Regions from separate parts of the Homo sapiens genome. Here region 2 is linked to region 1. A link is a contact called in ENCODE Hi-C or POLR2A ChIA-PET data. All regions are on one chromosome and are shown on one strand. The core of a region is the stretch at or near the end of the contact, and the rest is flanking DNA. Distances in the headings are between cores, read along the strand shown. Region 1 holds the start of CHAT (choline O-acetyltransferase). Region 2 holds the start of PRKG1-AS1 (PRKG1 antisense RNA 1).

Region 1 (3,403 bases), core at 611-3,110:
GCTGGAGGCGTTGTGACCTAGGCAGTCTCGGGTCTGCAGGCTGCCAGTGTAGATGCCATAGGAGTGCCCAGGGAGGTATGCAGGGAGGCTGGGCAGCCAGGGCCCCTAGGGGCCACCTGCCTTAGTCTGGGGAGAGGCAGATTAATTTTGAAGGTACAGTAGAAGTGAGCCAGGCCAAGAGGGCAAAGACTGTTATTATTAGGCTGTGGGTCACAATTGCTACCCTCTGAGATCCCCCTGAACCTAAGCCTCCACAGGCACATACTCATGTTTTCCACCAGCCCACCCTCTATTCTCTCAAGTCTAAAGCTGAGGTTTAGCTAATTTCCTCACCCCTCTCCCCACCCAACACCACCCCTACCCAGAGGCAAGCACCGCCCATGTATGGGCACCTGGCAGGGTTGTTGCCAGGAACAGAGAGTCCAGAAAGATGGATGAACCAGGCCCAAGGATGGAGGAGCCTGGGGCTGCCTTGCAGTGCTGGGCAGAGAATGTAAAGCCCTTGCTGGCACAGTGCAGGGACACTCTCCACAGGCTTGTTCCCACGCCTCCCAGTGCTGTGGGTTCGTAGGGGCTGCCCCCAACTGCAAAGTGAAAGAGGTGGCGTCCTGGTGAGGATTCACCGGAGCATGGCAGTCTTTTGAGAGGACAGCAAGGACAAGGTCAGGTTGGTAAAGGCCCTACAGACCATGCAGCCAATGCCTCCTTTTGCTCTGGCCCAGAGCCCCCCCCTCCCCCCCATTCGGGAGACACTAGTCAGGCTTCAGGGACCCTGAGCTTGAAGAAGGCAGAGCTGGGTGGGATGGTTTCCTGGTGGTCCCACCTACCAACTCTTCTTCCTCCATCACTCCTGGGCAGATGCCTAGAGGATGTATGTGTATATATGTCTGTTTGTGTTTTGTGCCTCCCACCCATGCTCCTGCCAGCCTGGCTTTCCAAGGGCTGCCTGCTCTGCCCCGAAGGTCCAACCCCAGTCTGGCCGGTCATTCACAGGCTGTCATCGGCTATGTCCTGGCTCAGACTTGCCACCAGCCACTGCTCCTCCTTCCCCACCCCCTGCTCCCGGGAGAAGCGGTTGCCAACCAGCAATTCAGGCGAGTCGGGTCAGACCCAAGGACCCTCCGACTAGACACAGAAAGCGCGGACCTGGTCACTTAGCAGATGCTGGGCCAAGTGAAGTGAGAACATGCGCTTGGAGTCCCGAAGCCCTGATGGTTAAGCCTCCCCAAGCCCAGGCACCGAAGCAACGCAATCCTGCAGCTTCCTAGCTGACCCCCGACGGCCGCTGCTGCGCAGGACTCAGAGGACTCCACGAGTCCTGGGGCCTCTCGGCCCCGGTGCTGTCCCTGGATAGAGCCCCCGACCGCCGCCCTTGCTCCCGGCACCGCGCTCCGCCAGCCCAGCCCAGCCCTTCTTCTCACCTGCTCTCCTCGGCTCTGCTGCCTCGGCCGACGCTGCACCGCACCACTCAGGAGTGTGGGCGGGGGTGTGAGCCGGAAGGGGTGGGGGGCGTGTCGCAGCGCGGGGGTGGGGGCTGCAGCCTGGGTTCCCGGCAGGGCCTCCGACGTCGCCCGGGTCCCCGCGGCCACCCGACTGGAGAAAGCAAGCTGGCCGCACTTCTCTCCTTCCTCTTGTACCTCCTCCCTCCTCTCTCTTCCATTTCCCCCCTCCCCCAAGCCCCCTCTTCTTCGCTGTCCTCAGCCCCATCCCTTCCCCAGCTCCCCGCCCAGGGATCTCAGCTCCCGGCCCCCAGAATCTACCCGGAGCGCTTCCCGGAGGAACTCGGGCAACAAATTTAGGCTCTAGAAGGGGGCACAGAACACTGTCCCGCCCATGCCTCCTGCCCCTAGCTCAGCATTTCCCAGTCACCGCACTTCCCCAACCCCATTATTCCAGCCTTGGGGTGCTGCTGCTGAATCCTGGAGAGGGTTGGGTCTGAGGAAGTCTCTGCTCGCTGCCCTCCTCTCCCCACCATCCAGGCCAGTCTCAAACCCTGCTACACCATCTTTCAAAATAATAATAAGAAACAATAACTGGGATCAATATTCACTGCAGGACTTCCCTTTCTGTTACCATCCCATTCCTGCTGGCACTATGGGGTGGGGAGCAGAGGTGGGGTGCTACAGACTTGGGACAATCCTGATGGCAGACCTGAGGATGCTTAAGGACTGCGGCAAGAGGCAGGCTCTCCTCTCAGACAAAAGCATCCCCCACCCCAGATAGAGACCCCCACACAGAAATAGCACAGACAGACCGACAAAGGCAGACTCCGCCCAGGCACACACAGCCCGACTCGCAGATCGAGGACAGACATGCGCACAACAGCAGAGCAGACCCTCACAGGCGCAGCTAACACACAGGCGACCCTGACCAGCCGCCTCTTCACGCTATGATGGGAAGACTCTGCCTCGATCATCAGACTACGGTCTTCGGGACATGGAGTGTTGCGCGAACGCTGGCTTGAGGCTCTCAGGGCTGGGACTAAGGATGGGAAACTTTCCTGACAGTCCTGGGCCGCTGCTCCCACTCAGGACAGGGTGGCAGTGGGGGTTGGCACCAGATCCCACACTCGCATCTCTCCCTTCAAGACTCAGACCCTCGGGACTGACAGGGATACAGCAAACACCAACCACGGCTCCCCCACTCCTCCTAGGACAAGTTCTCTAATGAACACACACATCACATCATACACACATTTCCAGAGGTCGGACTCTAAAAGATGGGCCGTTTTTCTTCCTCTGCCGGAATGCTCGGCTCCTACTCCTTTCTCAAAGCCTCAACGGGGCGGGATTCTGGTCTGAAGGGAAGCTCAGCCCAGGCACCTCAGAGCTCTGAGGCTGGTGTGGGGCGTGTCCTCAAAGGGCGGGGCCTGGCGTGCCTAGCTGGAGCGGGTCCTCAGGCTCCCCCGGGCGGCATCCCCGGGCTCTGCGCTAGGCCTGGAAAAGAGGGTCTATCCTGGGCTGAGGGGAGCATGGTGCTCCTTGGTGACCGTGGGTGACAGCCTTTGTTGGGTTTGCTTCCTTCCTATCCCCTTTTCCAGGTAGAAAAACAGCTACAGGTGCCTACGTGTTAGTTTGGCTTAGGTCTGGATTGGGACTTGGAGACCCAGTTCACCCTCCCCTCTGCTCTGGCCCTGCGCGCCTCCACGCACCCCCCACCAGTAAAGAGACTCGGCCTCCTGGGACAGACACAGTTTATTGATTTGGGCGGAGGCGCCGCGGTGCAGCGGCCCAAGTTTGGCACTGGGAGCAATGGAAGGAAGGACAGACAGATGCAGGCTCTACACAGGGGAGCCGCAGGTGGGGACTCAGGGTCCTCTTCACCTCCGCAAGGAGCGCGATGGCTTCGCTGGCCTCGGTGCTCCAAGCCCCATTGGACAAGAGAGAAAGGGATATGGAACGGG
Region 2 (3,403 bases), core at 289-2,788, 2.7 Mb before region 1:
AAGGCAGCAGAGGGTAGAGGGAGGGGGAAGGATGGAGAAGTCAAGTTGTGAGGGTACCAAGATCTCTCTTAAAAATGGCCAATGCAGATAAATCAGTCCTCTGGCTGACAACAGTTTCAGCAAAAATCAGAAGGCGAGGCCAGTCTGGCAAAACTGTGAGAATCACAATAAGAAAAATGAAAAGGACAGCTGAACGCCAAAGCTGGTTTCTTTGATATCTGTATGATCCCATCGTCCTCCTCATCATCCCCCTTCTCAATTGACCTCAAGGTTCTCCCCAGACAAATTTTTATGGAAGAGTCCACTACGAGGTGAACCGTTGTATTGAATCATTGAGGGACACGGAGGAAGATAAGGACCTCAGAGACCTCCCAACTTCTCTCTTCTTCCCGATTAAACACTTGCAATGAAGATACTTCAGCGGAATCCTGCATGCTGAACACCCATTTGCAGGTGGCGCCGCAGTGTTCTCAGGGCGGAGATTTCTCCCCCCACCCCCCCCAACCCCCCGCCCCCGCCCAATTCATAGACGCTCAAAGGCTGGACAGTTTTAGTGTGAAAGGGAGCTTTCAGGACTCACCATTTTTGCAGTAATTCCCGGGGCAGCACATAGCGTGACGCATGCAGCGTTTTCGGCGCTTCCTGCAGGCGAGACAGATTTGCACGCCTGCGTCCCCTCCGCGGGTGGGACTAGCGCAGTACTCATCAGTGCCGCACTCCTCGTCCTCTGCGCACGGGTACGGCTGTGGGAAGGGTTCGGGGAGAGGGTGAGGCACCCAGACGTCCAGGTACCCGCCCTCTTGGACCCGGGCGCTGATCACAGTCCTTATCTGTCCACCTCTCCAAAACCTGTTACTGCCCACTGCTCCCAAATGCAGGGTTACCAAATGCTCCCTGAACCGCACACATTCAGCACGTTCTACTCCCTCGTCTCCAGATAGGACCCTTTCAAGGTCAGAGCATCCTCTGAGTGCCCGACCCCTCTCACCTGGTAGTTGTCAATGGTCTGGTACTTATTCCCGCCCGGGTACAGGATTCCCGGCGCGGCGCTGACTGCAGAGCCTGGGTGCCCCGCAGCGCCGCCCAGCGGTGGGGGCAGGTTCTTGATAGCGTTGGAATTGAGAACCGAGTTCAAGGTGGCGCTCACTCCCAGCAGAGGGTGGCCGCCGAGAGCCGCCGCTACCATCGCGACAAAGACCCGGGTAGCTCCCGCTGCGCCCAGAGCCATCATCTCAGAAGGACTCAAGAGGGAGAAAGAAAGAGAAAATGACCGTCACTTTGCAAGCCTGGGTCCCCACGAAACCGTGCCGGTTCGGCTGCAGAGTCAGGGTCCGGGAGCCCCCTGCGGTCCCAGAGTCCTGACTGCAGGGAGCACAGAGCTCTGCGCCGCCACCGCCACCGCGGCTGCCTTTATACCGCGGGCCCGGAGCATTCCGGCCCCTTGGGAGGGAGACAACAAAGCCGGGATGGGATTTCAAAGCGCTGGGAGGGGCTGGGAGGGGGTGTGTTTGTGTACATGAAGGGGGGCCTTTGACACTCTTCACCCCGCCCCTCCCTTGCTTAGTCGCTCGGCTGGCCCGGCTCACCTTCGGGGTGAAGGCTACCAGCGAGCGTTATAGCAGACGACTTTAATAAATGCAGGCGGCAGCAGGAACTCTGGGAACTTGGGTGCCCTTGCCTGGCAGTAAGGGTTGAATTATCCGGATCTGAAATACTTTACAGAGCCGAGGGGTGATAGGCTCTGCAAAAGCACTTTTTGCCCCTCTCCTTTATGCCAATACTCGCTGACTGTGCACACAAGTCATATTCAGTATTAAATACAAACCGGTCTGTAATTCAATGGCTCTAGCAAGACGCCTCTGAGAGGGCCAGGTGGCGGGTGCAAGTTGCTCATTAACCCTTTAGAGTCGCAGTTTGCAGATCTGAGTTAGATCCCCGGCTTTGAGGTCCTTCAGTTGCCCTCCTCCCCCACCTCCCCCCGCCACTGCGAGAAAAATGTGCAAAGAGAAGGAAATTTGCACATCAAACGAGGGTAAGAAGGAAGAAGAGCTAATTCTCTTTTGATGGGAAGTTTAGAGAGGGAGGCGAGAGACTGGCGTTTAGAAATTAGATCAGGGGTGGAGGGAAGAGGGAAATGACCATCCGATAATCAAACCATTTAATGTTGTTCTTTGAATCAGGGCAATCGCGGCGGTAGATGAACTTGATTAGGCAGACGCGTGAGATCAAAGTGGCCGGGACCAAAGCGGACAGGGTCCAACGTGCCAGGTCAGTCGCCTTTCCCCGGTTCTCCCTTCTCAGTGGTGGGCTAATGTGGAGAAATAAGAAACCCTTAGGGCTTAGCGCCTGACTTCCTCATTAGTATATCACATCGCAACGCTTCCGAATGCAGGGTTTGCTCCCAAGTCTTACCTTGCACGGGACCACGCAATACCCTTTCTAGGGAGAAAAGAAACAACCTTGAGGAGAAGAAGAGCTGAAAGTGAATTAGAAAGTGAATTTGACGTCATTGAAATTGGTGTGTGGATATAATAAAGTAAGGCTGGTGTATAAGAATGATGTCATGCTTATAAATGGGAAATGATCTATTTAATTCAACAAAAACTTATTGGAAGCCTAGAGCCCTGGCATTGGGCTGCCCTCTGGGTTGTTACCTTATTTTTATTTTTTAAATTTTTTGGTGAGATGGGTGGTGGGGGGAGGGGCACAGTGAATACAAATATTTATGAGACACAGCTCTCATTTTAAATAATAAAGTTCTCTTTATTCTAATTACAGTAATAATAAAAGATGTAGTAACAATAAAATTATAGCAATAAATATAAAAGCATACATAATTCTTTTAAAAACAGGTTGATATTATAAGTGTCAGAAAATAAGCAACTGTTTTGTGAGTTTGGAAAAGGGAGAGATGATTGAATAATCACTATTGAATTAAAAAAGAGTAAGATATATTTATTTTGTCTTCCTCTAAGCTGTATAGATTTAGGCTGTCTATAATGACTCCACATGCTGACCTACTATAGTCAGAACTGGGGCCACCACCAAGTAAAGCCAGTGACAATCTTAAAGTAAAAAAATCCTAAAGTTTACTGGGAGAAGGAGTAATTAAAACACAATTTACTATGGTCTGTGTTCTAGTTCCTTCAGTTTCAAAGGTAATATTAAGAAGATCATCTAAACAATTCTTGAATGGTACCCTAGTTATATTAGTGTCCTTCCCATCCCAAATTCCATCTGTCCAGGAAATTATCCTGTCAGGAATCAATGCGTTAAGCACCTTCAGTGTACTAGGAAATCTGCAAGCTGTGTTAAGTTTGAATGACTTTGAAACGTAGAGAAAAATCCGCCTGCCAATCAGAAGGTTGAAAATGTTTCTTTTTAGTCCTATTAACCTGTTTAA

The links. A loop is a pair of places that touch in the nucleus more often than their neighbours do. ChIA-PET counts read pairs that join two places held with the same protein, here RNA polymerase II (POLR2A). Pooled maps may share reads with other maps.
Region 2: a loop to region 1 is called in a map of naive thymus-derived CD4-positive, alpha-beta T cell, with 12 times the contacts of the local background. The contact joins the promoter of PRKG1-AS1 here to the promoter of CHAT in region 1. A Hi-C loop is called at or near these places in 1 of 168 maps with a recorded cell type or tissue (naive thymus-derived CD4-positive, alpha-beta T cell) and 4 of 50 pooled maps. POLR2A ChIA-PET finds 5 or more read pairs at or near these places in 1 of 52 experiments (Panc1).

Annotation. Positions count from the first base shown.
Region 1 is chr10:49,612,494-49,615,896 of GRCh38, reverse strand. CHAT (choline O-acetyltransferase) reads right to left here and starts at 1,860. Exons shown (of 15, transcript NM_020549.5): 1 at 1,422-1,860. The coding sequence starts at 1,707. SLC18A3 (solute carrier family 18 member A3) reads right to left here. Exons shown (of 1, transcript NM_003055.3): 1 at 3,177-3,403. RefSeq lists an enhancer at 2,821-3,403.
Region 2 is chr10:52,312,263-52,315,665 of GRCh38, reverse strand. PRKG1-AS1 (PRKG1 antisense RNA 1) reads left to right here and starts at 1,538. Exons shown (of 6, transcript NR_038277.1): 1 at 1,538-2,032; 2 at 2,181-2,268. It overlaps DKK1 (dickkopf Wnt signaling pathway inhibitor 1), which reads right to left and starts at 1,385. Exons shown (of 4, transcript NM_012242.4): 1 at 989-1,385; 2 at 581-743. The coding sequence starts at 1,231.